Regions from separate parts of the Homo sapiens genome. Here region 2 is linked to region 1. Evidence: chromatin loops called from intact Hi-C (ENCODE). Cell type or tissue: heart left ventricle. All regions are shown on one strand. Links, peaks and the distances in the headings refer to the core of each region. The heading gives the core; the rest is flanking DNA.

Region 1 (15,822 bases), core at 4,798-12,797:
ATTCATGATCAGCCAGGGCGGCTCTCCAAAGCTGCTCTCCGCGGCACCTAGTGAAGTGGCAGTGATGTATGTGGCTTCCCGGTGGCCCTCCCAGACCTCTCTTTCAGCCGAGGCTTTTATTCTCCTCCTGTTCCTTTTTCATGTTGGAGGAGACAGAGCTGCATTCTCAGGAGATTCAAGCAGTGGCATGGCTTTCGGTGTGTCATCTGACCTCACCCTGGGCCGGAGTCACTGCCCTTGCTGTCACGCATGCTAGTGCGTAGATTGCTGTAAGAGTGAACTTTCTGAAAGCGTGAGATAATTTTTAATCCAGAAATGAGAGAGGGTTGTGCTAATCTACAAAACCTGATGATATTGTCTTCGTTGCCTGGAATGGTGTCGTTTTGATTTTTGTGTGATACTAATGTTTAAATCAGGATTAGGTTCAACCTGTTTTTCTTTTGCACCTCCTGGAAGTAGAGTGGAGTAGGGGAATGCCGCAGGGCCCGAGGCATCCGGGGGAAGCCCCCTTACCTTGTCTCTGGGCCTCAGGTTACTTCTGCAAAGTGCTCCTGATTGAAATCCTTGGGATCTTTTGGGTTGAAACAGTGGCCGGCTCTGGCCTAGCCCCTAATGCTCACATGTCCACGTCCTAACATTTACCGTCTTGGGATCCCCGTGATTGGCTGACATAGCAAGAAGCCCAGAGGCTCCAGTGAAGCTTGGGAACTGGGCTCTTTCTGTCCTTAGTGTCACATCTGAGCCAGCATGGAAAAATGCAGAAGGCACTTGTCTCTCAACTGGGACTGAGCTCCGGGGTCCTTAATTCCTCATCCTTCTGCTTTCACATGTAAATGTATCACTCCTTTCTCAGAGGACTACACCCTGGCCCCACTCTCAATCTTCTCCACCCGTAGAGATGTGGGTGCCCTTGATCCTCAGAACTAGGAGAGCGGCTGTCACTGACACATGCTTGCCCTCTGCCCTCTCCCACGGCTAGTGTACAGCCTGCGTCTGAGGCGTGTGGGTTCAGAGCTGGCACCAGCTCTTCCACGTTTATCTTGCATTCCCAGCCAAGTGACGTCCATGGTGAGCTCTCTGAAATGTGTGCTGCTTTCTACCCGGAGGGGGCGGGGCACAGAAAGGGCAGTTGGAAATCAGTGCACACTCCCACCATCTCCCAGAATCTGTTTTTCACTTTGATGTTTTTCTTCACCTGAGAGTCATTGGAGTGGAAATCTGTCAACTTTAGCAGATAGATTAAGACCCTACCAGAATCTGTTACTCAAAACGGTTTCTAGCTGGGGTTCCTTTGATTGGACCAAGACTGAAGGTTACCTGTTAATCTTAAATACTGTACAAGGAGGGTTGTCTACCACGGTGTTGAGTCTGGGCCACATGTGAGCTGCTGTGGGCCAACAGGGCACACAGGAGAGGAGAAGCCAGTGTCCAAGCCAACTCTGCTTGGCCTGAGGTAGGAGGCAGAGTGTGGTATTGATTCATGCACATGGCCAGATTCTCCACATAGAGGATGTCTGCTCCTGCCATTCTAGGAGGATTGTGCAGTACGGAAGAATGTAAGAAAACTTCCATCAGACTTTGCATTGCTTTAGAACCCATCTTTTCAGTTCTTTCCCTGATGCATAAGAAACTCATTGGGATTCACACTCCCAGCAGGGCTATAAAATCATCGTATGGTAGACGGGCAAATCAGAAAATGTAGGTGAAGTCAGACAATGATCTGGTTTGAAATCTGCATTCTTGGTGCTCCTCTGTGGGTGTGCTGGGGGGAAGTGGGGGTCTTAGGAAGATAGCTACACATTTTACGTCCGTAGGTGGTGCCTGGAGGCCTTTGTCTTGCACTGAGAGCAAAAAGCATACATCCTTTGGGGACCGTCCCCTTCCTCCCTCCCGTCCTGCCTTCCCAGCTTGGCTGTGTGTTTGAAGCTCCGGTGAAAGTGTCATATGGTTTGCGTCGGGATTCTGGAGCCAGTTGCCTCAAACCTTGTTTTCTCATTATTAGACTATTTTTTTTGTTTGTTTTAAGTACATACTTCTGCCACCTTCTCTCCCTACCTTGATGCCTTCAACCAAAAAATGAAAGGAAAGGAATGTTTTCCTGCAGGTGATTTAGAAGGTGTGCAAGGCCAGATGTTTTGGTGAATTTTAGCAGATTTCGCCTGCATGCCCTCCTTCTCCTGGAGCAGCTGGAGGCCTGCGGTTCATTTCCGTGGCTTGATGGTTGGTGCTGGTGGGACGTGGGTCTCTGCAGCTGGGCTGGGAGGCTGCACGTGGGCCTGATGGGTTCTTACTGAGAGCCTGGGCTGACTCTGACAGCTCTTGTGGCCACCAGTTAACTTCAAGAGGACTCCAGGAGATGGAAAGACCAAATAGTTTGGGGGGCAGGGCTTGTGCTAGGACCAAGTTCATCCATCACTGCTGTGGGAACGTATGGCTCATGATTCACCAGTGGTGTGCGGCATGAAAGCTGGGTACCTTGCTGGGAGGTCCCTTGTTCTTTCCTCCTTCCAGAAGCTTCCCACCTATCTTCATCCACATTCGTCCAATAGGTTGTATTTCACACTCTCAGCCGATGGCTTTAGGCACAAGCTTTGTGTGGGTCACTCTGGTTAGAGCATTTTACACACCCTCATGTCAAGAAGATCAGGTCAGTGATATCTTTTCACTCCACTCTTTAGACACCACATAATGGAACTGAAATCTTATTAGTTGTGCCTATTGAAAAAAAAAAGTTTAGTACTTAAAAACCACCTGTTGAAAAACCAGTTTTGCAACCATTAACCATAGCACTTTTATTCTCTTTTTTCTAAATGCTTTTAGTGTTTTTTTTCTCTCTCTCTTTTCTGAGTCCTTTTTGTGGATAGTAAAGAACTGACCAGACCCTTTTAGAATAGTATTGTATTCTTAATTATTTCTTAAAAGGTTAGCATTCCATGTTTACCTCAAGTGTAAGCTAGTAATAAAATGTGGATTCCCTATTTTTTACAGTTAAAGTAATATGAGTAATGCATGTTCACTGTAAAAAAATTTGGAAAAATCCAGGAATAAAAAAGAAAGTAAATATATCTGGTTAATCCTACCATGTGATGGATTTTTATTTTTGCATGTAACATAGGAATTTTACAAAATTGGAATGACGTTGTGTAATACCTGAGACCTTTTTTACATCTTTAAGTATTTTCCAATGATTTTTAAAGTGGATGTCTTTTGTCTACTTTCTGACTTTACTGTCCAGAGGCAAACCCACTGTTACATGTAGTTGATATTTTGTGCTCTTTTCTGTGCTTCTGTAGATGAAAATGCATGTGTGTATGTATCTGTACACACACACATACTGTTCATTTTTAAAAATCTTTATAGACACATGCTGTGGTTTCAATTTTGCTTTATTTTGTTTTTTGAGACAGGGTCTCACTCTGTCGCTCACATGGGAGTGCAGTGGCGTGATCTCGGCTGGCTGCAACGTCTGCCTCCCAGGCTCAAGTGATTCTCCCACCTCAGCCTCCCAAGTTGCTGGGACCACAGGTGCACACCACCACACCCAGCTAATTTTTTGTATTCTTCATAGAGACAGGATTTCGACATTTTGCCTAGGCTGGTCTTGAACCCCTGGGCTCAAGCACGATCCACCCACCTCGGCCTCCCAAAGTGTCAGTTTGTTTTATTCAGGAAAATCTTTTAGGTCAGTAGATATAGATACTTTTAGGTCAGTACATATAGATACTTTTTATGAAAATCATTTTAGGTCAGTACATGTAGATACTCTTTTTAATGTCGACATAGTATTTCCTTTATTAACCAGCTCCTTTTTGATGTACCTTGAGGTTATGTGCAGGGTTTGGATACTGCAGATAATGAGCTAGGAACATGATTCTCTACACACACCATGAAGTGGGGTTGTTGGGTCCCAGGACCTAATGCCAGTAGATGCAGCACTTCCCAGTGGCCTTTCAGAAAGCAGGTGGCCATGTCATCCTTCCCCAGTAAGTGACGGCCAGACTCCCACACAGTGACCAACACCGTGTTGTTGTTTTTCCATTTTCATTGTCAGATTGACAACATTGTTCTAAAGTAAGTCCCTTTTCATTGTTCTAATGTAGATGGGGGAACATTTTTTGTCATGCAGTTTTTTGTTTTTGTTTTCTGTTTTTTTGAGACTGGGTCTCACTCTGTCACCCAGGCTGGAGTGCAGTGGCGTGATCTCAGCTCATTGCAACCTCCGCCTCTGGGTTCAAGTGATTCTCATGCCTCACCCTCCTGAGTAGCTGGAATTACAGGTGCCCACTACCACACCCGCTAATTTTTGTACTTTTAGTAGAGATGGGGTTTTGCCATGGTGGCCAGGCTGGTCTCAAACTCCTGAACTTGGGTGATCCACCCACCTTGGCCTCCTAGAGTGCCGAGATTACAGGTGTGAGCCCCCACGCCTGGCCCTATTTGTGACTTTTCAGGAATATATTTTTTGTATAGTTGTAAGACTATGCAGTGTGATTTAGGACTCTTTATTTTCCTTCAAATTCAATGGCTAGCTGTACAACGATTGCTTAAATAACCAGCCTTTCCTAGCTGGTGTGAAAAGCTGTTTCTCATTCTCCATTCTCTTACGTCTTGCAGAACCTCTTGTGAATGATCCACAGATTTAGGTAAATCAGAACATATTTACGGAATACTGTCTTCGGAGACACTGGGGAACAAGAAGAAGGGATGGAAAGGCCTGGCTCTCTTTCCTGGCATTTGGAGTCTGTGGACCAAACGCCTTCCTCTCACCTTTTCCTATTTCTCTCTGGCATGTTCCCCAAAAGAAAATTTCTTAGATTAGTTTGCCTTCATTGAACTCTCCAGGATGAGAGAGTTTCCAGAAGAAACAGAGTCTGCAAAGAGGAGCTGGGTTTTTAGGGCACCTTAATGGAGACTGTGGATCTCACCATTTATCTTAAAAAAGGGGTCAGGAACAAATTCTGAAAGCCATGGAAATTCCCTTTCCTGAAGTTCTTACGTAAATAGCATATAAATTTCATGACTCTGTCGACATATTTCCAGTATAAACTGTTTTCAGGTACTGGTTACAAGTCTCCTTTTGGATTCCAAAGGTATACCATGGCCCCTGACTTAGGCTGAGCAGCAAGGAGGTCTAATTTCAGAAAGTCTAATAGCTACCACTTTGTCAAAATATTTACGAATCCCCCCGATTCTCTATTTAGAAAGCCCTGGACCTTCTTATGAGAGAGAAACCTCAAACTTCCAGTACCTTCACCTACCCCCCACCCATCCAGAGGAATAAGTCACACCGTGGAATTCTTCGCATAAATGACATCTGCCGTCTTAGGGGTGGTCTGTAACCCTTAGGAGAATTTTGTGCAAATATTCCGTTGCTTCTGCATTCCAGGATAATGCGTTGTGTTACGGTTGTTTTAGGTAAACACACTCTGGCAGGAAAGCCAATATGGCAGGTGCCACATAATGGGGCAAAGGTGTGAACTCAATGTTGAATTCTTTCAACTTGCTGAGGACTTGGACTCAAAGGGCAGATTTGAATACGTCTAGTCCCAACAGGTGTTTCTGGTTTTTTTGTTTTGAAAGGGAAATCATAAGGGAACAATTAGGCATTGTCAGGAACATAGTCAGGAAAAGGCAAGAGTTTTTAAATAATTATATGATCCACCTGAACCATGTACTTTATTCTGTTTTACACATCAGTTGAAACTGTAAATACTAGTAAGTGTAGGGTGGGAAAGGCTGTTACTATGAAAACCATTTCGGTAGTATTGAGTAAGTATATATTTAATACTTAACAGAAATTGATTTTTAGCACTTACAGCAGCCGGGATGTAGAATGAAAGTTAAAATTTTCTAATGGCAGAAAATCTGTCACTCATAGAAATACTGGCGACTGTAGAAACTAGCAACATTAGGGTGGTGACTTGGGATGGTGTTGGCAAATACAGCAAAGAAAACTGTGGAATTCTCAGTGATGTGAATTTCATTCTTTTTCTTTGTATAAAAAGAAATTTATATGACATTAAAAAAAAATAGAAACAGGGTCTCACTATGTTGCCCAGGCTGGTCTCAAACTCCTGGGCTCAAGTGGTCCTCCTACCTTGGCCTCCAAACGTAAATTTCAGATAAGCAACAATGATGTTTTGTGTAAGTGTATCTCATAAATTATACTTACACTTACCTGAAATTCACATTTAACTGGGCATCCCGTGTTTTGTTTAGCAGCTCTACCTCTGGATAGCCTAGAAATTTGTTCATAATGACCTGCCAGCAGGCTCTATAGAAGTGTAAAGAGAGCTATGTGGCTTCCTTGTTTGTGAAACCCGTTTTCTTCCAGTGGTTCCCAACAAAAGAAATTTACAAATGCCTCTAATGATGATATCCAGTTTTTGTTATTTATAGAAAAGTGTCCTATCCAATATTCACATTTTGTGTGTTAAGTAAAATGCTTTCCTATAAAGAAATCTGAAATTTTCTCTAGAGCTGTTTGTTCAAACTTACTTTTCAGTCATTTTTTTCATGAGTCCCTTTTATTGAAATGCCTTTGCGTCACACAGTGGACATCAGGAGGCCTGGTTCGGTCACCAGCAACTTGGCCAGATGTTGAAGCTGCCCCTGGTTCACTCCAGGCCTTCTTGGTCTCCTCCTGCACTGGTTACTTATATGTAGACCATGAAAATTCACAGCACGTGAGCATTGCTCACAGTGCGTGGGAGACCCTGTGTGCCTATGGTGTATAGGTCGCTAATAGGGAATGCAGAGAGTAGGTTTAAATTGGGACTAATCATCAAGAATGATTAGGAGATGTTCTCTAGGGTCCCCCTCCTGGTTCTGTAAAAGGCAAACTAGTTAGAAGGTTAGAAATGTTTATCTACTGATAGTGTTTGGTTTGTAACCTGTTAATGAGTGGAGCATGTTCCCGGACTCAGGATGAGAGCCTCCAAAGCATAGCCAGTCTCTTAGGTCAACAGTGATACCCACATTGCCTTGGCAGGGCCGGCCTGTGCACTGGGGTTGCTGAAGGGGTTTACACCCACCTGCTGTTCCTTTTGAGTCTCTCTTCCTGTCTTCTGTCGCTGGCAGTATGCTCTTCCTGGAGGATGACTGGACCTTTCTAACCCCTTCTGAGCTGACCTCTGTGGAGTTTTCTTGGTGGCACGTGTCACACCGGGGCATCCGTGTCTTCCTGCTGCCCCTCAGAATGAGACAGAAGTCTGGGTTCTGGGTGGAAGGCATCCTTGCATTGGCTACCCTGACTTCTTCTCCTCCCATGGGTTCAGACCCCAGCCCTCAGGACCCAAGAGGCACAGGATTTCCCAGATTTCCCTGTGCAGCTTCTGGGAGACTGAAATCACTGGGAAGGGGTCTTCGTTCCCTGGGTCAACAACATTTGTGGAGTACTGATTTTGTGCTGGCCATTGAAGTAGGATTTTGTACAGACTCAGGCTCACGAATGTGTAATGTGTTACTAAAAAACTTGTTTGGGGCCATGGCTCACACCTGTAAACTCAACACAGGGAGGCTGAGGCAGGAGAACCACTTGAGCCCGGGAGTTCAAGACCAGCCTGGGCAACATAAACAGACCCTGTCTCTATAAAAAAATTTAAAAAATTAGCCAGGTGTGGCGGCACACACCTCTGGTCCTAGCTGCAGTGGGGACTGAGGTGGGAGGATCAGCTGAGCCTGAGAGTTCAAGACCAGCCTGGGCAACATAGCCAGACCTCATCTCTACAAAAAATAAAAAAATTATCAGGGTGTGGTGGTGCTTATAGTCCCAGCTACATGAGAGGGCTGCGGTGGGAGGATTGCTTGAGCCGAGGAGGTCAAGGCTGCAGTGAGCCATGATCACAGCACTGCACACAACCTCTGCCTCCCGGGTTCAAGTGATTCTCCTGCCTCAGCCTCCCAAGTAGCTGGGATTACAGGCGCCTGCCACCATACCCGGCTAATTTTTGTGTTTTTAGTAGAGACAGGGTTTCACCGTGTTGGCCAGGCTGGTCTCGAACTCCTGACCTCAAGTGATCCGCCCACTTGGGCCTCCCAAAGTGCTGGGATTACAGGCCTGAGCCACTGCACCCAGCCTGTATCTATGGGCCTTCGGGACAATGAGAATGATAATGTCGGGGTTTGGTGTTTGCTCCCAGACCCCTTTTGCCCTTGGGAGCGAGTCTGTGTCACTGCAGTGGTCCTGCAGATGCCTGTTGGCGCTACTGAAGATCTGGGAGGAGCTCCGATTGTGTTTATGGCAGGGAGTGTCTTAGCAGAGTGGCTCCATCTAGCTTTAGAACATGTCTTGCTGGTTTCGAACAGGGCTTGTTTGATTTGAATGTTTCATGTTCCAGATTCTTTACGAACTGCTCATTGTCGCAGGCCCAGGAAGGTTCTCTGAGCAGCATCGGATGTTTTTGCTCTGTGGAGGGTACTCTGTGCCTCGAGATGGGGGTGGGGGAGATCAAAGGTAACCCCACTGGCTCGTCCCCAGCTGAGGAGTCCCCTGCTCCAAGATGGTTTTCACTGTGGTCCTCCCATAGCTCCTGTGCCTTTGTCTTCTATACTTCCCCTCTACCGCCATGTCTCTTGTTTTCTAAAATAATTATAGATAGAGAAGCATGGGGAATATTCCTCGGCTCCTCTAGTGAGCCAGGCCAAGTGGCGCGGGTCCCAGGGCTATGTGTCCTAGACATGAGTCAGCAAGTGTGACTCCGAAGCCAGCTGTGCTTGAGGAAGCACTGTGGGGAGTGATTTGGCTGGAGACTTCTGTTTGTGCGTGGTTGTTCACTTTCTGGTTCTCAGATTAGGCTCTGACCATTTTCATTATTAATTTTTTTTTGCCCAGACTGGGTTCACATTAGTGATGGCTGCAGCTGTCAGCGGAGGAAGACCAAACAACTCCTCCAGGGACAAGAGCTCTGACCTCTGTCCCGTCTCTTTGTGTCCAACTCGGAATCCATACTCGGCTCTCTTCACCTCCAGGGTCTTGCCGCCCTAATTCATGTCTCTGAGTGTTTAGTGCTTTGGGGTTATCCAAAACTCATGCCTTGGGGGCGTGCCGATTTGCTCTGAGGTGGTGAGTTCTCGAGTGACACCTCTGTGGATGGCTATTCCTCCCTGATGTTCTAGCTAGCTTCCCGAGGGACCCACCAAATTCTCCAGAAACTCCCTCTCCCTTCCCGCTGCCTCCCGCAAACACATTCGGACGCCTGTCTTCTTTTCCTGGCCTGTGCTTTCTTCCTCTTGGAGTGTGGCATTTGGAATCAAGTCACCTGGGGAGATTTCAGACAACAGCCACAAAGCCCAGCTCCGCTGAGGGGAGACTAATTACACAGCTAATTAATCCAACAGATGTCATTTTAAGTGCTCATTTCTGTGTGATTTGGTTACACACGCCCTGCGTTGCTGAGATGGGCACGGGGCCCTGTTGGAAAGTATCTTTTATTTTTTAATCAGACTTTAAGGAAGAGCATATTTCCTGTCCATCTTTTATGCTCTAGTGACATATCCCTGGTTTTCCAGAACTGTCTCTCCAGCTGCTGTACCCACACACGGCATCTCTGCCCCACACGGGTGTCACACTGTTTGGCACCACGCTGGTCTCTGCGTCATGTGCTAGGTGGTTTCACCAACTGGTTCGTAAACCTCTTGAGGACCTGGATTGCCTTCAGTTTTGTGAGTTTCTCAAGAATGCAGCACAAGTAGACATCAGCAGGTGGTTATCCGTTTCTCTCCATTTACTCTCTTGTCTTTACTGACAGCAAGTTTCTTTGCAAGAAAAGTAGCTGAGGAGTGTCTGAAAGGTGTTGTTTTACAAGTGGAGGGTTAAGAAGTATAGGACACCAGTGATTGTTGGAAAACTGAAAAAGTCGTGCATAGGACAAACAAACCAAAAAAAGGCTCTTGGAGGCAGAGGAGGAAGGTCAGGAAGTGAGAGGAGATGGTGTTTTCCTTCCTTCCCTCTGCAGTGGTAGAAGTGGAACAGAGAGGATGGAAAGGTACTGCCTTCTGCAGGTGGCGTGGGAGCAGCTGCGGGGTGTAGCATGGCGGTGGCCCTGAAGCTGGCAGCCTGTACTCATGGAAGTCACCTGGTCCTCCATGGGGGCTGGCACCCAAGGCCCAAGGCCGCATTGCCCAGCAACCCCTCACTCTGAATCATGCCCACTCTGGGAGTTGACTCACCATGTCCCCTCCCAGTTGCTGGATCCAGAAGTGACACTTTTCACCACTAGTAGGACAGGTCGCCAGTGGTTTCTGTGTTGCTGACTCTGTCGGCTGTGTCCTAATTCGCCGGACCTTTCAGCCGCCTTTGCCACTCTTGCCCTTTGTCTATCTCTGTTGGCTTCTCTTCTGTGACTTCACGATGAGTGTTATTATGCCCCCAGGCTTGTCCCAGAGCCCCTTCTTTTTTCTGTCTGTAACTCTCCCTAAGTATCTCATTCAGTCCAGTGGTTTTAAACCCCATCTACTTTCTGATGACATCTGAATCTGTCCCTAGCCTAGGCCTCTTCCTGTATCCAGCTCCCCACCTGGCATTTGCATTCGAATGTCTGAGAATGAACTCCGCAGGCTTAGCATGGTGCAGAAAGGACTCTGTGACCAGAACCCCCAAATGCTTATGGGCTCCCCCATCTCGGTTAGGGCCACCTCCAGCATATCATTTGCTTAACCCAAAAAGCTGGGAACTATCTGTGGGGCTCCTTGTCTTTTGCTCCCCTACAGCCAAACCATCAGCAAGTTCTGTGGGTGCTTCCTTCAAAAATACATTTGCACCACCACCCTCCCAGGCCAGCCCCCATCGTCTCTCTGTATTTCAACTCTCCCCCGCCTCTACTCTTGCCCTTTACAATCCCCTCTCCATACAGGGATTTTACGAAGAGGAAAATCAGGTCATATCACTCTCTTGCAAAGACCCCACAAAGGCTTTCCACCTCACTTAAGATAAAAGCTCACCTTTGTACTGTGGCTTACAAGCTCCTTTGTGATCTGAACTCCTCCCACCATGCTGACCTCATTTTACAACCCTCTCCCCTTTGCCCCCTACACTGCAGCCACAGCAGCCTTCTCTGTTCATTCAACATGCTAAGCTGGCGCCTGCCACAGGGCCTTTGCACTTGCTGTTCTACTGAGTGTATGTACCTCCTTGACCTTGACATTCAGCTCTCATTCAATATCTGGTCGTCAAAGAGGCTTTCCCTGACAACCCAGTCTCAAGGAGCTACACCATCACTTCACTCAAGATAACTTCTCTGCATTGACAGTGATTATATTTATTTTTCTTGTCTGTTCATTAATTTAGTTGTCTGCCAAGACAGCAGAGACCTACGTTGCCCCATTAACAGCTCTGTCCCTAATGCTTAGAACAGTGTGTGACACCAGCTCAATAAATATTGAACCATAGGGTACCAGCAGAGCATGCCGTGCTTCTGCCCTGTGCTAGAACAGGTACAACAGCCTCATGCGCACACTTGGCATTTCATAAGGTAGAGCCCTAAGGCATATGTTGGTGTAAAGTGGATGGCTTGTGTGGACCAGGTCATTGCAGAGCTTCTGCAGCCCAGGTCATTTACCATCAGCTTCACACACAGCTCTGTTCCTGTACTGACCCCTGAGACACAGCCCTGGCAAGATCATGCAGCTGGTGTCAAATTACTTTGAAAATTCCCACGTGCTGCTGGCCACCCGTGAGTTTCGGCTCTGTCCGCCCAAATTCTGCCAACTAAAATCACTGCTCTTTCTCCCCAGCACTCTCATCAAAATGCCTTGTTCCTTTCCCATTCTTATGATAGACCATATTTTTAGTGGTCTTTCTTCTCTGCTTAGTTGTAAGATCCTTACCGGTGGGATCTGTTTATTCTCACCCAACTTTGTAGCCTTCCCAGGGTCTTGGGGATATTAGGTAGACTATCAGCAAGTGTCGCCTGATGATTTGATGGCAAAAGATGGATTTTTTTTTTTTTTTTAAGACAGAGTGTCACTCTGTCGCCCAGGCTGGAGTGCAGTGGCGTGATCTCAGCTCACTGCAACCCCCCCCTCCCGAGTTCAAGCGATTCTCAGCCTTCCGAGTAGCTGGGACTACAGGCACATGCCACCATGCCCAGCTAATGTTTGTATTTTTAGTAGTGATGGGGTTTCACCAAGTTGCCCAGTCTGGTCTCGAACTCCTGACCTCGGGCGATCCGCCTGCCTCTGCCTCCCAAAATGCTGGGATTACAGGTGTGAGCTACCGCACCCGGCCAAAAGACGGAATCTTAAACATAGAAATTTAAAGATTAGGGGCAGCCCCGAGTCGCCTCCTCCCTCAGTTTCCCTAGAGGCTCCTCTCCTGCTTTCGTTCCCTTATCCTTGGGCGAGCGTCTTTGTCTGAATGATGCTTACTTAGTCCCATATCTGATTGTCCCCCGCCCTGAGAACCACATTTTTGGTGGCAGAACATATTCCCAGTGAGAGAAGCTCTGACCTGCTTCTCTCCTCCTGTCCCATGTACAAGCCACACGTCCTTGAGCACCCGCTATGCGCAGGATAACGTCCTTGCTTCTTTAGGGCAGTGACTTTTAAACTTTGTTGACGATAATCTAAAAAGAAATGCATTTTACATGAGTGACCCAGCACATACATATAGCTAGATATTCTGTATATTTGACTAAAACAGAAATTGTGCAGAATGATTTTATCCTTACTGCAGGTGCTACATTCTGATGCTTTCTATTACATTCAATTCTGTTTTGTTTTACAAATGCTGGTTGTACTCACAGCATGGATTTCATGATCCCCTGACATGATCCTGATTTCGTAATCCAGCGACTCTTAGCCCAGGGGCCTTTAAAAAACTACGCCTGCCTGGCTTGACCCCCAGAGGTTGTGGTTTCATTTACTGTCGGATTCTGATGTGCGGCTGCAGTTTGAGAACCACTGCACTAATGGGTCATGATCCACAGTTTAAGAAACTGTATTACTGTGATACGTAATACAAAGAGGAATTGATCATTCAGTAAGAGCCGTCAAATGCGGACACAAGAGTTATGAAGGTGAAGGGAGGGAGCAGCCACACCCAACTGGTTAGATCCAAAAAGACCTCTGGGAGGGAGGGGCAAGCTGGAGTTTGAGCAAGATTTAAAGAGGGTAGAATCATATAGAAAGGTGAACTAGACAGAGGACAAAGGCAGATTCATTCTTGTACTTACTGAACCTGTGGCTATGGTACTAAAATAATTTTAATAACTGGAACTTCTTCTCACATACTTGTGGATACTACTCTGTTTTATTTTTTTGAGAGAGTCTCGCCTTGTCACCCAGGCAGGAATGCAATGGTGTGATCTCAGCTCAGTGCAAGCTTCGCCTCCCGGGTTCAAGTGATTCTCCTGCCTCAGCCTCCCAAGTAGCTGGGATTACAGGCGCCCGCCACCAGGCCCGGCTAACTTTTTTTGTATTTTTAACAGACACGGGGTTTTACCATGTTGGCCAGGCTGGTCTCGAACTCCTGACCTCAAGTGATCCTCCTGCCTCAGCCTCCTAAAGTATTGGAATTACAGGCTGAGCCATCACGCCTAGCCTACTCTAACTTTTAAAAGAAAGCTGTGGCCGGGCGTGGTGGCTAACCTCTGTAATCCTAGCACTTTGGGAGGCTGAGATAGGTGGATCACCAGGTCAGGAGATGGAGGCCATCCTGGCTAACACGGTGAAACCCCATCTCTACTAAAAATACAAAAAATTAGCTGGGCGTGGTGGAGGGCACCTGCAGTCCCAGCTACTCGGGAGGCTGAGGTGGGAGAATGGCATGAACCCGGGAGGCAGAGCTTGCAGTGAGCCGAGATCGCGACACTGCACTACAGCCTGGGCGACAGAGCGAGACTCTGTCTCAAAAAAAAAAAAAAAAAAAAAAAGAAAGTTGTGAGCTAAACATTTCATAATAACAACACACTGGAGTTTGGGTCTTTTTAGTGTTTTGCTAGTCAGGAAGTCTGCTCACGTGATCTATTAAAATAATAAAACTACAATAAAAACCCATAAACAAAAAGAAAACTGTAGTTGAGGCTGTGCATGCTGGAGTAGGGGGAGGGGTGGAGTGTACTGCTTCTGCAGTTTACTTTGGAATGAATAAAAGATGTAAGGCACATTGATAGCAGGATAAAGAGAAGGCTGTAAAATAGACAGCAAAGCATTAATTTCAGCAGCTGGGTGGTGGATACTTAAGTGTCTACTGTATGATTTTTTTTTCAACTCATCTCCTTGGTTGGAGATGTTCATAATGCAATGTGAGGGTAAAATACTAAAACCTAATGGTGAAATGTTCTCTCCTCTCTCGGCTCCACTGTGTAGAAGCTTCGAGGTCTCTTCTCAATCCCTGCTGTCCTCCCCTCCACCTTCCTACTCCTCTGGGAGAGTAGTAATGATGATCTGTTGTGTCTCTGAAGACAGGGCTCAGATTGGTTATTTCTGTTTTTGCAGACGAGGGCATACATTTCACTAGAGGTAGTAACATACCTGGTTAAGAGCGCTCAAGCTACTGCGGGAGAGGCCATGGAAATCTAATGGGATCTGACCATTCAGGAGGTGTCTGGATGCCCACGAGATGCCGGGCACATGTTGGTGTGGCAGGTGGAGTGGGGCTCAGTGGGTGCTGCAGACTAGAAAAATTTAAGATAGGATGTCCATGCGTCTTAAAGGAAACCCAGATAGCTCTTGGGGTTTTAAGGAGGGAGAAGATGCCTGGTGTCAGGCTGCCTGGGTTTGAATCCCAGCTCCTGGGACTTAATTCCTGTTTGTTCATCATCTGTAAAATGGGCTAATAGAATGACTTGCTTTGATAGGACTCTCGAATGACTTAAATGAGATAATACATGAAATGCACCTAGACGCAGTCTGCATATAGCATCAGAAAGGTGTTAAGGACTCTGCTTTTCTGCATTAGATTTCCCATCGTCTTCTTAGACCACACAACTGACGTTATTTTTATAATTTGGTTTTAATTAGCTTTGAACTTGACACGCTGTTGGTTTGGAGAATGGAAAGGTCAGTGGATTTTTTTTTTTTTTTTTTTTTTGGTGCGGAGCAGGGAGATGGAATTTCCCTGAAGAGAGATTATGACCGATGTTTAGTGAAATGACCTTGAGCCAGTAATTTAACCTTGGCCAATCTGTAGTGGCCTCATCTGAAGGAGGTGGAGCTTGGATTCCTCACTAAGTCTCCTTCAAGCACTAAGTGTGTGTTTGTAGGACTTTTTTTTTTTCCCAAAGGGATATCTCCATCTCCTCTCCTAAGTAATGGAGCAAAAAGTGATCTAGTGAAGTACTCAGGAAAATTAGAAAGTGATTCAAGTCCAGCTGCATTGTGGCTATGGCTTGCTCCACCCCTTCCCTGAGAAGTACCTAAGACATCATCCGTTGTGAGAAGGAAATGATGTTACCTTCACTGACATAATTTTATCATATTGTCCCACATAACCTGGGAGGTTTCAGTATTTGTTTGTTTCTTTTTAAATAGGACTTCCTGCAAGCATCAACACACATGTATTTCCCTTATGTGACCAAAATTAGATGCAAGTTAGAACGTAGGCTTGGAAACTGGCATAGAGTACACAGGACACTCAGGGGAACTATACTCCTTGGTAGTTTTCATTCCCTTACATGTATATTTTTCTGATTAAAGCTAGTGCATATTCACTCTAAAAAAATAAAGCCACAATCTAGAAATACACAGCTTAGAGGACAAAGATGGAAAAACGAGAATATATTTGACTTTGGTTCTTGTTATGGTTCGTGTTTGTATCTGTTTACATTTTGTAACCTTGGCAATACCACAGAATATCGTAAAAGGGGGAACAGCTTCTGGACG
Region 2 (15,822 bases), core at 4,206-12,205, 63 kb after region 1:
GCACTAAAATATGTTGTGGCCAGCTCTGAATTTCTGAAATATTGTTTTTATAAAATCAGCACACCCACGCTCTTTCTCCTTTCCTTTTTACTGTATGTCTTGTTTACCGGGTTTGGGGAAGGTATAGGAACTTAAAGTATTTTTAACTAGAGAAGTTAAATGTAAAAGTGCATCAAAACAAATGGGGGTGACTGAAATTTTAAGCATTGATGGAGGCATGGGGAAAACATGACTTTATCTGTCTAAAGGACATTCCCTGATGAAGGACTGTTTGGACAGGGATTGTAAATTTCAGCAAGCTTTTTAGAAAGATGCTTTACAATGCAAGGGTAAAGAGAGGTCATTATGTATGAACATGAAAAGAGAACATAATGTTGTTAAATGAAAAATGGAGTTTACAGGATAACATAGGTTGATTCCTTTTTGTAAGTATTTTTCTTACAGCTTTTAAAATATTCAAGCAAGGAGTTAGTGACTGGTGTCTCTGGCTGTTTTGGCGGTGGGATGTATTTATATGGACTCTAACAGAATGTCAGATGTGTGGCAAGGGCTCAGAATGGTGGTGGTGCTTGTTGATAGAGATTTTAGCAGAATCACTAACAGGCTACGAAGAAGTAAATCTTGGTTGTCTTTTGTTCATGGAGATGTTTTTTATTTGCCAATATTCGTAGTTTGATTACTCTGTGATTCTCCTGCATTTTGCATTTACATAGAGAGGATAGGAGTAGTTCTCAGGGTGTATACTGTCTTGTTTTTCTGTTGGAACAGAGTTCTTGATTTGCCTTAATTAGTCCTCTAACAATCTGCAAAGGTCAGTGCCAATTGCCTGTTCATTTACATTTGTAATTGTGATGGCTTCTGATTACATATTCCTTGTCTTAGTCCATCCTAAGTATATGCTAGTGTGTCCTCCCCACTACCCGCTACACACACACACACACACACACACACACACACACACACACACACACACACACACACACACACACACACACACACACCCCAGAGTGGTGTGAAGGCCAAAAATCTGACTCCTCATAGAAGAAACCTTTGTAGCGACTGCCCAGCCTCACTGGCACTTCAGTGTCTGTTCTGGAAAGCCATCTTGGAGACGCTATTGCTTCTAAGTTAGGGATATAATGAAGCCAGAGTCAGGGAAATTACGTCGATACCAGGCAAGAAATCTGAGAGCCATTATCTAGGAGCCTTGTTGAACTGAGTAATTAAGGGCAATTAAACTTTTCTGCTTGCTCTCTGCAAAATATGCTAATGATCTGGTCTGCTGGAAGGTGGACATATGCAGTGCTGTTTCACTGCTGTCAGACGCTGCTGCCCTGGAAGGTCCCCCTGGAGAAGGTGTGGCATCACCAGGATGGTCAGGTGGGCAGTGGGTTGAGCGTGCAGCCTCGTACCCAGCCTCCTGTGTCCTGGCTGGCTGTTCCAGGACTTGCACCTTTTCAGCAGTTATCTAGACCTGGCCGCAGTGGCCTGAGTTGCAGTGATTCGTATTCACTCATTCTTTGATGTTCTAGATCCACCATTCATTCGTTGCGTTATTTTTCTGGGATGATGAAGCTACCAGGGTTTTGTGCGTGTTGTTTCAGCATATGACACGTGGCACCAGCTGTACACTGCCCTTCTGGTTAGTGTTGTTCTTGGTCAAGGGCTCCAGGCTGTCTTCCATGCTATCTTCATGAGTGGGTGGCAGCACGTGCCCAACGCTGCCCACTGGGAGAAGCATTGATACTGTGGCCACTCACTGCAGAGAGGGTTTTTTTTGGCACAGCAAAAAAAAAAAAAAAAAAAGGAAAAAGGGGTACCTGCTGATGGTTCCTGGAATTAGGAGAGACAGTATATGGGTGTGTTTGCATTTGTTGAGGGGTGAGCATTGGGCGGGGGTCCTCTTTTTAGGGGTGTGAGTATGCCAGAGACCCCCGTTGGCTCATCAGAGCCCAGTGACATGGGGACCCCCAAGGGAGCCACAGGACATCATGTCATACCAAGTGTTCTTTCTGTGAAACCTTTATTTCGAAACATCCCAAGTCACCTTCGAAAGGTGTATCCAAGAAACTTGAAAATCTGAAACTCCACCCTAAAGTGAATATGGATAGCTAGCCAGTCAGTGGGTGTTTGTGCTGGGCTGGGAGTTGGGGGTGCTGTCCCTGGATTTGGGGGTGCTGTCCCTGGATTTCACTGGAGGGGAGAGACCTCCTAAAGCCGACAGTGTAGCAGGAAGTGGCAGCCGTCCTCTGCTGTCTCCTGCCATGTGTGCAGACCCCTCCCATATGGATCCCCTATCCTAGCCTCTGGAGTTCACACTTTCTCCACTGCCTGAATGGATGTTTCTCGAGAAATAATGATTTGTACCTGTACCGTCTTTAGGAATGTCCAAAGAATCCATTTCTAGGGCTACTTACATCCTATATGAAACTTGTTCCCGACCTTGGTAGGGGCCAGGGAGGAAATAGAACATGCATCTATCTCTCTGCGTACAGAAATAGCTCAAAGGCTTTTTCTCAGAGTCACAGATGTTAAGGAACCCCCTTCAAACTGTGACCCAATTATAAGAATTATGGTTCCAAATTATTTTTTTCAAACATTGACGAGCAGTGGAAAGTTTTGTGGCCTCAGTCTAAGTGCTGCCCATACCTCCCTGGTTCCTGGGCTTTCTGGTCTCCTGAGAGCCACAAGGAAGCTTCTCAAAATTCTCTGTTAATGCTAAATAAAATTTTAAATCCAGTTTCTGCATCATATTAACCAGATTTCAAGTGCTTAATAGTGCCATGGGGCTCATGGTTAACTTAGACAATACAGATTTCTAGAGCAGTTCAGAAGGTTCTGTTGGACCATGCTCAGCTCCTCCTCACTGGGTTTCCTCAGACTTCTGGTAGACCCAGGCTAGGTTTGGGGCTACATTTTCCTTAATATTTTTTGGCTTGCATTTTAGAGAAGTGTGGTTCCCGCCAGCCTGGATAGGGTACATCTTTTCTTGCTGATCTTTCTCTCTGTTTCACAGTTTTTCTCAGTTTGGGAGAACAGTCTTCAAATAAGCATTTAATTTTGCTTTTTGCTACTTATGTCTTATTCCATTAGCAGTTTTGAGGGACTTTGAAAGGACTTTGTAAAGATGTGTTTTTCAGAGTGGATGTTAAATGGGTTTTTATAGTTTTATGCCTCAAGACTATCTTGAGACCTTTTGTGTATATGTTAATAAAAGGAGCCATTTATTGCTTTTAAAAGATCTTTGACCTCTGCTCTAATTAGAATATCAAAAATCAGACAATGTGTGATTTTCCTGGTACAGGGCCATCTGTTGTTTCAACCCAAAATTTTATCAAAAATTGTCATATTATAAAGTCAAAAAAGAATGTGTGTATTTTTCACCCCCCGTTTCCATTGGTTGGCTGAAACAAAAGAAGTGTATTTTCTCACAGTTCTGGACGCTAAAGGTTCAAGATCCAGGTGCCGGCAGTTTTGGCTTCTCCCGAGGCCTTGGTCTCATATAGCCTGGTCTCTGTGAGTCCCCCTGGTGTGTCTCTGTATGATTAGGACATACCAGATAGATTGGATTAGGGTCTACCCTAAAGGCCTCACGTTAACCTAATCACCTCCTTAAAAGTCCTGTCTCCAGTCATAGCTACATCCTCAGGTACTGGAGGTTGGGACTTCAACCTAGGACACTGGGAGGACCACAGTTCAGTCTATTACCCAGACTTTCTGATATCTGAAGCCAGTTTCTTGTTTCCTTTTCTGTGGTCACTTTGGGTGGGGCAGGAGGGTAGGACAGAAGGTGGTGGGAGAGATGAAGGGAGGTCATGGAGATCCTGGAAGTCGCCTCGGACAGAACTGTCAGCGCCCACCAGGCCTTCTCTGGTTTCCTGCTCGCAGCACACGGTTCTCAGTGCTGGCCTTGGCATGGGATTAACTACTGCGACCTCGCTGGAAGGGGACTCCAAATGAAGCCGGAAGTGCTCAAAGACACTTGTTAGGACAGGAAAAGGGGTCAGAGCCCTGTGTCCTCTGAGCCCATTTTACCATGACTCTTTCCTTGCCTGTTCTCACACAGCCCTCACCGAAACCTTCTTGCTGGCAAACACCAAGAGGACTGACAGCCGGCCACGTGGAGGAAGGTTCTTGTGCCTGTGAAATTTGATGGTCTTAGCATCGAGAAAAGCTGCCTTTGCTGAAGGTGCTCCAGCAGGCTGGCCTGTGTTAGGCTCCTGTTGGAGGGATTTATAGAAATAAAAACTCCTTAGCTGGGCATGGTGGCTCACACCTGTAATCCAGCACTTTGGGAGGCCGAGGCGGGCGGATCACTAGAGCTCAGGTATTGGAGACCAGCCTGGCCAACATGATGAAACCCCACCTCTACTAAAAATATAAAAATTAGGCAGGTATGGTGGCGGGTGCCTGTGATCCCAGCTTCTCGGGAGGCTGAGGCAGGAGAATCACTTGCACCTGGGAGGCAGAGGTTGCAATGAGCAGAGGCCGCGCCATTGCACTTCAACCTGGGCGACAGAGCGAGACTCCGTCTCAAAAGAAAAAAAAGAAATAGAAACCCCTCCTTGCTGCCCACTGTGCTTTTAGGGACTAAGCAGATCTCCCTGGGCTTGTGTGTGGTGTTTGTGCTCTGGTTGGGGTAGATGCTACCTAGAGCCTTACAATTTTCTATGACCCATTAGGGTATAGAATTCAATAGGGGGCCAGCTGATTGACTGGACTTCCATCCAAAGGATTTCAGTTGCTCGAAGTACCTGAAGGACTTTTAATTCCTTGGTTTTTCCTTACCCTGTGTTATATACTCCAGGCTGGACATAATATAAAGATCCCAGTGTGTATATTGTTACCTTGTGTAGCTTTCATTCGGAGCCCGTCCTTCACTTGCGCTTCCAGGGCAAGTCACATCCTGCTTCCCATGGCTGGTCTTTCCCAGATTGAGCCTGTGATGTGAGCCTCGAGGGCAGCCTCCACAGGGCCGTTCCTGTCCTGCACGAGCATAAAGCAGAGGCGAACTCGGACCCTTCCTGGCAATCTTGGATGTCTCATGTCGCTAGGTTCCCATTGCAGCGGCCCATCTGTCTCAGTGCCATGTGGCTAGTGGCTGCTGTATTGGATGTGCAGACAGAAGCCATTTCCTTCCCTGGAGAAGGTTCCTGAGGACAGGGCTGCTGTAGACAGCAGCAGAGTAGGGACTTGGTACAGAGGCCCAGGGCCCAGGGCTGTGCTCTTCCCACTGCGTCTGGCCTCCTTGCTGCAGGCTGACAAACTCATCCACGGGACAAGTAGCACTTTGCCCCAGGGGTGGGATTCTTTGTGTCTAGATAACAGTGTGATCCATTGCTGGATTCTCTCCAGGATAGAAATGAAGAAATCCTAAGACTGCGGTGAGCAAAGCAGCAGCAGTTATCTGTGACTCTGCACACTCCAGAGCGCGTGCCTCGGGTTGCTCTGAGAAGTGGAAACAGTTTGCATGGTTTTCCTAATGTCCAAAGCCCTTTGTGACTTCCTTGTGTGAGTCCATTTCAGAAGCATTGAGAAGCCCCACAGCATGGGGAGGGCAGCCCTGATCTGATTGGCCCTGGCAGGGGTCCTCACTGGAGTGGCTTCTAGCCTGTCACCGGCACTGGCACCAGTGAAGTGCGTGTGTGATGAGGATGTAGCCTGGCCATCTGCTATGCAGCCTTGAACCCAGCCCACATGTTTTTATGGCAATAATGGGAATTTTGTAGTAGATGTCAGCTGGACTTTTGGTAGGTGAGTTTTTTTTGTTTTTTTGTTTTTGTTTTTGTTTTCTTTTTTTGTAGAGACAGGGTCTTTACACAGGCTGGAGTGCAGTGGCACAATCATGGCTCACTGTAGCCTCCATCTCCTGGGCTCAAGTGATCCTCCTGCCTCAGTCTTCCAAGTAGCACAGGCATGCACCACCACACCTGGCTAGTTTTTTCATTTGTAGACAGGGTCTCACTATGTTGTCAGGGCTGTTCTTGAACTCCTGGCCTCAAGTGATCCTCCTGCCTCAGCCTCCCAAAGTTGTGACTTGCCCTGTTCAGGTTTACAAGCCCACTATAATTCAGGTGTGAGTTGCCTCCTTCACCACTCAACCCGTGGCCCCCAGTTAAGGGGGCTTCTTTGGGCAGGAAATAGAGGCGCCATGTCTCCAGCAACCTTGAGTACAGGGCTGACTGCAAGGAGGAGGGGCCTGAGTTGACCTGAACTTTGAAGAATCCACGCACGTGCTTGTCTGGGATCAACATAGCTCTTTGGGGCTCTCTGTTTTAGCCCAGGGATCAGAAGTTTTTTTTCTAAAAACCAAATCCTTTCCTAGTGACTCACCGCCCAAGTATGAAACACAGGAAAGACTTTTGTCCTTTTAACTTGAGGACGAGTCGTCTCTACTACAACATAAACACCAGACACGAAGAATGAGAAACTTACTGTGCTCAGGGTGTGTGCTATGATGACTAAGGCAAACTGAGATTCTCCTCCTACGCTGGACACTCTGATGCGTGGTCACTTTCCGCAGACCATCTTCATACAGAAGACCGTGATGTTTATTTCCACAATAAGAATTTGATCTCACTATTAGATATTGTAACAACAACACCAACAACAACAACAGAAAAACCTACACAGTGCCTTAACACCTTTGTTCTCTTGGTGGCCCCAGCGCTGCGAGTCCAGAGGTCATTATCCGATTCTTGAGGGCTGATGACCTACTTCTGATTTCCATATCTAGCTGGCCTTGGACAGACAGGCCTGATCGAATTCTGCAGCCATTTGATTCCCTGCGGACCTGTGCCCAGACCCTGGGCGGATCTGAAGACTTCCTCAGAACACATAAGACCGGGGAGATTTGTGCCATACCGGGCTGTTTTCTCTGAGCTTTGCTTTAATCAGGAATGTAGACTATTTTTTGGTTTTGGTAGATGGCGTGCAGGGGCAGGGCATCCAGTCATTCCTGTAAGGCATTATTACAGGGCTAATTGGGAAATAGTGATTCTTTTTCAATAACTATTTTGGAATCACCCCCCTTTCTCCCCCGCCAAGTCTCTGTTCCCCTTGGGATTGTCAGGCTCACGTTGAAAGACCCCCAGAGGGAAGGATGTTGGCATATATCATAGATATCTGGAAAGAATGTTTCAACCACACCTGGCTGCCGTGTGTGAGGACAAATTTAATTTATTTTAAAAATCTGGCCACAGGCGGCTTTTTCTGTTTGTTTCTTTAGGGGGGAAAAAAATTGAAAAGCAGCAGCAAGCTATGGTTCACATTTGTTTTCTTCCAGATTGGACCAGCCAGGAGAAGAGAGATTATCTCTAAAGGATATGAAAGGTTTAATCATTTTAATTTTGTTTTTATTAAAGTATATCATAACTTTTTTTTTTTTCAACATGCCTGGGTAGAACAGGAGAGAAGAGGAGGTAATATAAATATACAGAAACCCTCAAGCATTTGGTTAATAAAACTTTCCAACGGGCGATGCCTCGTGGGGAGGAAGTGGTTGGATGGCTGGGGATGGTGGGCCGACTGGGGAAGGCGGTGACTGCGCTGAATCGTAGCCAGCATCTTGCAAGCTTCCTGTCCAGTTCCAGCAGACACTTGTGGGAGCTCAGAGCTTTCATGAAACTGAATGAGAAGAAGCTCTGACTGTGGGCTTATTCCATCATGTTTCTCAAGCGAGACTGGATCCCTGAGCCATCTGTGGCTGAAGAAGTCTGAATTTACAGAGAACAGTAAAATTTGCTTCTATAAGATTCTTCCACCCCTACCATCTCAATGAAATATTTGAACCCGGTTATTTTGAAAACTTGCTTTAGGCCAAAACCTCTGAAGTTGCATGCATGCACGTGTGTTTTATGAAGCGGCGAAGTTGGGATAAAAATAGCCTTAGTTTTTGGATAGAAAAACTATCCTATAAATTATGGTGAAACTGAGTAACCAGGATGCTAGATTAACAGGATTTTAGGCTCGTTTTCCCTTTAGGACAGAAAAATAAGCTCATTTCAACATTAATTCAATTGTCAAAAATCACCGGGGCATGGGCTGGAGTTATCATCACAGGTGTTCACTGTGGCCTCCCCTCTCTTCCAGGGCTGTAAAACTCTGCAAAGGCGTGACTGTTTGGAATTCCAGCCCTGGGACCGGGCAGGTTGTTGCATCACCTGATAATGATGAAATTATCTTTACCATTATGTTCTTACAAAGGCTTGAAATTTGACTTGCACATTTTAGACATCGCTTTAAGCAGCAGGATTAAAGCATTGTCATCTCGTTACACCTGACTTAACGTGGCAGTTCAGTTAACCCTATACCAGTCTTTAAGTTTTTGGCTGCATTAGCGTTTACAGTACTTTCCACAGCATTTTTATGGGCGGAATGGTTTGTTCATCAAGGAGAAGCAGCTCTTCTAGTGAAAGCTGCAACTCCAGTTCCCTGAATGAAGTAGAAACTGCACTGAGGCTTCAACTTAGCCGTGTGAGCAATGATCTGGCCTCTAGCAGGCTGTGTAGATAGTCACATGTTTTATGAAATTTCCCTCAGGGATTCCCGGGGCATCTGGGCTGTGCCTCCTGGCACAGAGGGCTTCCAAGAGGAGCTGTGTTGGATCTGCAGCCTCCCTGCAGGGCTGGGCTCACAACCAAGCCAGGTCTCCCCGCTGGGAAAGGGATCCAGAGCCCAGTTTCTGCCCCCAGTCTGCAGGTATCTGCCGTATTCAGTGAGCTGTGTTCCAGGTGGAAGAGCGGCCAGGCCACCTTACTGGCCTGTAAGTTTGGAATTCCCTATGGGAGTTCCCTATGGGAATTCTCTATGGGAGTTCCCTGAGCCAGTAAGGGGCAGTTTTCTTGGTTAATCTCAGCTAGAGTTGTATGAGCACTAAAACGGAACAAACACTGGCCCATATCATTCTCTGTGAGCTTCTTGATGGGAGCACAGCATCAACAGGTTAGGCAGCCCCCTTTCAGAGGAAGAGAGACCTGACACCTCTCCTGTCCAGGACTTCTGTCCCAGGTTGGACTGGATGACCCCAGCAGTTGTGGTGTGTAGGTCTTGGTCCTTGTTTTTGAAGCTGTATCACAGGCTATGAAGACAGCAGAAGGTGGGGGAAAAAAAGGTTATTCTTTTGTTTCACACCACTCAGCTATAGATCACAGAAACACTCCAAAGTGGCTTTAATGAGTTAGGAGGGCATGGTGTGGTGGCTTACGCCGGCAATGCCAGCACTTTGGGAGGCCGTGGCAGGAGGATACTGGGAGCCCAGAAGTTTGAGTCTACCCTGGGCAACACAGCGAGACCCTGTCTCAAAAAAAAAAAGAGGTTTCATTTTTCCTTATATAAGCAGCCTTGGGAGGAGGGCAGTCAGGTGCAGAAGTGAAGGTTCCACTGAGTCAGCAGACATCCACTTTCCTTCTATGTTTCCATGTAGCCATTCTCACCAAGCGCTTGTTGCCTCCTCATGGTCTAAAGATGGCTCCTCCAGGCCAGGCGCGGTGGCTCACGCCTACAATCTCAGCACTTTGGGAGGCCGAGGCGGGCAGATCACGAGGTCAGGAGATCGCATCCTGACTAACACCGTGAAACCCCGTCTCCACTAAAAATACAAAAAATTAGCCTGGTGTGGTGGCGGGTGCCTGTAGTCCCAGCCACTCGGGAGGCTGAGGCAGGAGAATGGCGTGAACCCGGGAGGCGGAGTTTGCAGCGAGCCGAGATTGTGCCACTGCACTCCAGGCTGAGCGACAGAGTGAGACTGTCTCAAAAAAAAAAAAAAAAAAAAAAAAAAAATCAAAAAATCCTCCATCTGAGCTCCAGGCACAAGAAAGTGAGGCTGGTGAGAGTGCATGCGTCACGAAAGACCACCTGTTTAAAAGTTTCCTCCAAAGCCCCGCCCACTTGCTTTATCTTACATCTCATTGGCTGGGACTGCATCATATGACTGTCCTCGGGCACAACAGACAACAGGTTTTGGCTGAGGGTATTGTGCTTTGAATAAAGTGAGTGTTCTGTTAGCAAGGAAGTATGCTTATTACGAAGGCAATTAGAAACATCAGCCATACGCCTTTTAAAATATAAGAAGATTAAGTAAACTGTGTTACGATTATGTGGTGGAAATCTGTGTAGCCATTAAGAATAATGTTCTTGATTAATATTTAAGGATATGGAAGCAAGCTCCGTAGACTGAGGGGTGGGTAGCAAGACCCAAAAACACATATAATTGTCACAGTTTCCTTTAAAATATCTATATGAAGACAGCACTGATTATGGACAATTTTCGTCTTCATACTTTCTCTGTTTTCAAGATTTTTGACAATAGGCACTTAGGCTTTTATGATCAGAAAAAAATTGGCGAACTTGAAGTGTAAGGAGCAGAAAACCTGGTAATTACTACCTCGTATATGAACTATACTTGATGGAAAAAATAAAATGAGTAATAAAAGGGAAAATCTATAAACACGTAGTGATAATGGAATGATGACGAGTAGCTGAGGTGGTACGGATTCATCAAGAACAAATCTCATCATACTAATAAGATAAAATGAAAGAACGTACCTGAATTCTCATTGAAAAGGGAAGTCGTGCAAATGCAAATTTGTATTCTGGGGCCTCTAAATGTGCAGCAGAAACATTTGCCATTTTCTCCAAGCATGCTTTTGGAGTCATTCAGAGGCATTCTTTCCCCTTCATTCTTGCATTGAAAACATTAGGGCATGTTGAGCTTTGCAGCTGTTTATTAAACATCTGTTAGTTGTAAATACTGGTTGCTGTGAGGGAATATAAAAAGAACAGAAGAAATGAGCCCAGCCTATGATCTTTTGGAAGGATGTGAAAAATACGCCCATTGAAGGTTAACAGGGTTCAAGATGATCCGTAGTGAGTAGCAGAGAGTGGAACAGGAAGTAAATACTCTGGGCCTTCGAGGGTGAGGAATTCCTGGACTGAATGGTGGGGAAGCTCTAAGGAGAGAGTCAGGCTGAAACTGGAAAGATAAATCAGTAGAGACAGAGGAAGAAGACCCCAGGCTGTTGTGGGAGTTCAGGACTCTGGTCGGGAGCCAATGAGCAGGCCATTCTGCCTAAAGAGAGGATCTTGGGCAGGGCCAAAAATTGCAATCCCATTTTCTTCCATCTTTCGGAAGTCTAGTTTTGCCCATCCCCCACCCCCCACCATCTTTTGAAAGGCGTGTAGGTGAGTGTGAATATCATAGATTTATTTAAAACAAATACATGGCCAGGCACGTGGCCCATGCCTCTAATCTGAGCACTTTGTGAGGCCGAGGCGGGTGGATCACTTGAGGTCAGGAGTTTGAGACGAGCCTGGCCAACATAGTGAAACCCCTTCTCTACTAAAAATACAAAAAATTAGCCAGACATGGTGGCGCGTGCCTGTAGTCTCAGGTACTCCGGAGGCTGAGGCATGAGAATTGCTTGAACCCGGGAGACGGAGGTTGCAGTGAGCCAAGATCACCCCACTGTGCTCCAGCCTGGATGACACAGTGAGACTCTGTCTCAAAAAAAGCAAAACACAAATACCTGAAAACTCCTATTTTTCTCGTAATCTCCTAAACAAATTGAGAACCTAGAGAGTACTTTCACATGTTGAATTCTGAGTAAAAAGAAAGCCTTAAAGAGGGGAATAATATGTTGATTTTGGGGCTATTTGTATTGGAGGGGAACTGCAAGTGCTGATAGGAGCTCTGTTTTCATTGAACATTTTCCTCAATATGGAAACAATAAGTAGTAAATGAAATTTGCATATCATCTGAAATATGCATAATATATATAATTGCAATACTTAAGAATACAAAATTATATAATTGGACTGGGGATGTTAGGAATCTTATTTTAATTTCAATTTGTAATTCCTTGAAATTTTTTTTTTGTTTTTTGTTTTTGGAGACAGAGTCTCACTCTGTTGCCCAGGCTGGAGTGCAAGTGCGGTGGCAGGATCTCGGCTAACTGCAAGCTCCGACTCCCGGGTTCATGCCATTCTCCTGCCTCAGCCTCCCCAGTAGCTGGGACTACAGGCGCCCACCAGCACGCCTGGCTAATTTTCTGTATTTTTAGTAGAGACACGGTTTCACTGTGTTAGCCAGTGTGGTCTTCATCTCGTGACCTCGTGATCTGCCTGCCTCAGCCTCCCAAAGTGTTGGGATTACAGGCGTGAGCCACCGCGCCCAGCCAATTCCTTAAAAAATTTTTAAAATTTTGGCCAGGCTTGGTGGTTCACACCTGTAATCCTAGCACTTTGGGAGGCTGAGGCGGGCGGATCACATGAGGTCAGGAGTTCAAAACCACCCTGGCCAACATGGTGAAACCCCGTCTCTACTAAAAATATTTTTAAAAAGGCCAGGTGTGGTGGCTCACACCTGTAATTCCAGCACTTTGGGAGGCTGAGGCAGGCGGATCATAAGGTCAGGAGATCAAGACCATTCTGGCCAACGTGGTGAAACCCCGTCTCTACTAAAAATATGAAAATTAGCTGGGCGTGGTGGCGCGTGCTTGTAATCCCAGCTACTTGGGAGGCTGAGGCAGGAAAATTGCTTGAACCAGTGAGTCAGAGGTTGCAGTGAGCCAAGATTGCACCATTGCACTCCAGCCTGGCAACAGAGTGAGACTCCGTCTCAAAAAAAAAAAAAAAAAATTAGCCGGGCATGGTGGCAGGCACCTGTGATCCTAGCTACTTGGGAGGCAGAGGCAGGAGAATCGCTTGAACCTGGCAGGCAGAGGTTGCAGTGAGCCAAGATTGCGCCATTGCACTCCAACCTGGGCGTCAAGAGCAAAACTCCATCTCAAAAATAAATAAATAAATAAAATGTTGATATAATTTCAGACTTATAGAAAAGTAATGTACTTTACATAGTAAGAAAATTCTCTCACCTGCATTCCCCAAATATTAGCATTTTACCACATTTCCTTTTTTGACTTCTCTCTCGCATTCATAATCTTACTCTCTCCATAAAGACGGAGAATAAATAGAAATATACACATTGCCATTTTTTTGGGAAGGATTTCAGAGTAAATTTCACACATGGTGCCCCTTGACATCAAAATAAGTTAGTGTGTATTTCCTAAGAACAAAGATATTTTACATAACCACAGAACAATGATCAAAATCAGAGAACTAACATTGCTATAAAACTATTAGGTTATTATAGTCCTTATTCAAATTTTCCTAATAATATCCTTTGTATGAAAAGAATATCTTAGATCACAAGGTATATTTAGCTGTCCTCTTTCATGTTCTTTCTTTTTTTTTTTTTTTTTTTGAGACAGAGTCTTGCTCTGTCGCCCAGGCTGGAGTGCAGTGGTGCGATCTCGGCTCACTGCAAGCTCCGCCTCCTGGGTTCATGCCATTCTCCTGCCTCAGCCTCCCAAGTAGCTGGGACTAAGGGCGCCTGCCACCACTGCCACCACTCCCGGCTAATTTTTTGTATTTTTAGTAGAGGCAGGGTTTTACTGTGTTAGCCAGGATGGTCTCGATCTCCTGACCCCGTGATCTGTCTGCCTCTGCCTCCCAAAGTGCTGGGATTACAGGCGTGAGCCACCGTGCCCAGCCGTTTTTTTTTCTTTTTTCTTTTTTTTTAAAGACAGGGTCTAGCTCTGTAGCTCTGTCACCCAGGCTGGAGTGCAATGGCGAGATCTTGGCTCACTGCAACCTCCACCTCCTGGGCTCAAGTGATCCTCCCACCTCAGCCTCCTGAGTACCTGGGACTACAGGCATGCATCACCACATCTGGCTAGTTTTTGTATTTTTTGTAGAGATGATGTCTCACCACATTGCCCAGGCTGGCCTTGAACTCCTGGGCTCAAGCAATCTGCCCGCTTTGGCCTCCCAAAGTGCTGGGATTACATCTCACCTGGCCCATATTCTTTAATCTAGCATTGTTCCTCTGTCTTGCCCTTTTATGACCTTGACATATTTGAAGAGTGTAGGTCAGCTGTTTTGTCAAGTATCCTTCAACTGGGTTCATGTGATGCTTCCTTATGATTAGAATCAGGCTGTGTATTTTGGTAGAAATGCCAAAAAAGAAAGCGTGTTCTTTCTCGTGTATTGTTTCATGAGATACATGATATTGATTTGTCTCTTGATTGCGGGCATCAGCTTTGGTCAGTTAGTTATGGTGGTTCCTTCTGGGGTTATCCATTCTGAAGTTACTATTTTTCCCTTTGTAATTAATGAGAATCTAGTGAGGATATGCTTGGAGATGATTTAATAAGGAATTGAACTGTTTAAATGAGATTGTTTTGAAAAAATGGCTAATAAAAATCAATAGGGAGAAATATTTGGCAAATGAAAGTGGTGGTCATTAAGGTTTATTTTTAGCCTATACTCCCCTTCCCGGTTTTCTAGATGATCAGGAAATTCAGCAGGCCAGAACTTTAGAAAGACTGGGAAGAATTTTCTAAAATGTCACTGATCACTCATGGTGTCAAACGAGGAATGGAGGCTTTGGGAAGTGGACAAAGAAACTATTACAGAATAAGAAGGAAGATCATGTGTTACCTTGGACAGAGCCTGGGTAACAGGGTCTTAGAATGTGAAAGTTGGTATTATGATAAATTGTAACTTATTTCTAAATCTTTTATTTAAGAAAAAAAAAACACCTTTAGCTCTCATCAGTGTGTTCTGCTATAACTGAGCCTCTGGTTGGCGAGGGCTCTGGCTGGCTGGTCCTTGAAGGATGATGGCAGAGGGGCTGGTAACTGTGCAAGAGCTCACAGAAGGGAAAGTGAAGGCTCCAGGGCCAGGCTTGCTGTTTCGTGTTTCTAGTCTCCCCAGTATTTTTTAAATGTAAGGCCTGGTAATAGCATTTGATTAATTTTCCATTTTCTCTACTAAAACTGTTAAAAATTTGAAGTCCTTCCTGCCTTCCTTTCCGTCTTCTCTCCCTTATCTGAAGGAAATGAATGAGAAAGCAGATGTTTGCCCTGGGATGGCTCAGAAAGCATAGTCTCATCTTCACCTTTCACCCTTTCTCTGTTATTTGGATTTTGGAAATACAGCCTTCTGATTTTTCTTCCTTTCATGTCAAATCATCGTCAGCTTTTTCTCCTGTCCATTCTTAGAATTCCTGCCAAGACCCACTCTTCCTTTCTGGAGGTAATTATTCCTGCTTTCATCTCCAAGGCTGTATGTACAATAGGGTTGTTTCTTACAACTCCTGAGGTGAACAGAGGGCTACTGAGCCTTGAGCCTGGAGAAGCAATCAAGGTGGAGGTGCAGAAGGTGACCAGGAGGCTCTCTGTGCCTGAGGAATCTCACTGTCTAACAGGAGAAGATTCCTAAGAAGCCTGTCGATGTGGACCCTGAAAACTGAAGATCTGCCAGTGTATAAAGGTCATGGGATGTAGTTGTAGCCAAAGATAGAGCGCGAACGGGTGGAGGGGGAGAAGCAAGGACTTTCCCCTCTAGGGAGTGCGGAGCCCTGAGATCTGGGGGACCTGGCAAAGTCACCTGATCTCTCCTTGTTTTAGAGGGTAAGACTGGCTCCCCAGTGGAAGATGGAAGAATGTGAGGGAAAGCTTATGTAAGGTGCAGGATGCCAGAGGGTCTAGGTTAGAGTGAGACACTTAATGCTGTTTTTAGGTGGTTCCACCTGGGAGAAATGGGGAAGAGAGCAGGTAAGGATGATCTGAGGATGTGAGCTTGGGCCTTGGATAGGCGCTGATTCTCCAAGTGGGAGAGAATAAGATGAAGGGCAGGAATGGGTAAGAAGGGAGGGTGAAAATGATGTTATCATCAAAACCACACATACCTCCCTCATTCCCCACTTTTGTAAATGAATATAGCAGTGAATCTGTACCACTGACCCTTGCACCCAATTAC

What was found. Peaks named below come from ENCODE experiments on the same cell type or tissue, not always from the same donor. Only the 100,000 strongest peaks of a DNase experiment are listed, where the experiment ranks them.
Region 2: a loop joins it to region 1, with 9 times the contacts of the local background. A loop is called at or near these places in 11 of 110 quality-filtered maps.

Annotation. Positions count from the first base shown.
Region 1 is chr16:72,931,863-72,947,684 of GRCh38, reverse strand. All of the region lies in intron 3 of ZFHX3 (zinc finger homeobox 3), which reads left to right. Among named protein-coding and RNA genes, the nearest start is that of ZFHX3, 110 kb to the left of the region's middle. RefSeq lists enhancers at 1-684, 1-855, 8,541-8,835, 10,861-11,155. In heart left ventricle, for the core only: a CTCF peak has its summit at 8,279; a DNase peak (open chromatin) is centred at 8,664; H3K4me3 peaks cover 1,266 bases; H3K27ac peaks cover 1,992 bases.
Region 2 is chr16:72,868,157-72,883,978 of GRCh38, reverse strand. The region is part of intron 4 of ZFHX3 (zinc finger homeobox 3); the gene reads left to right. It overlaps LOC124903715 (a long non-coding RNA gene), which reads right to left and starts at 11,641. Exons shown (of 2, transcript XR_007065111.1): 1 at 10,546-11,641; 2 at 7,339-9,079. RefSeq lists enhancers at 5,220-5,721, 5,736-6,935. In heart left ventricle, for the core only: no CTCF peak of the experiment used is centred there; DNase peaks (open chromatin) are centred at 5,068, 5,467 and 7,538; H3K27ac peaks cover 1,783 bases.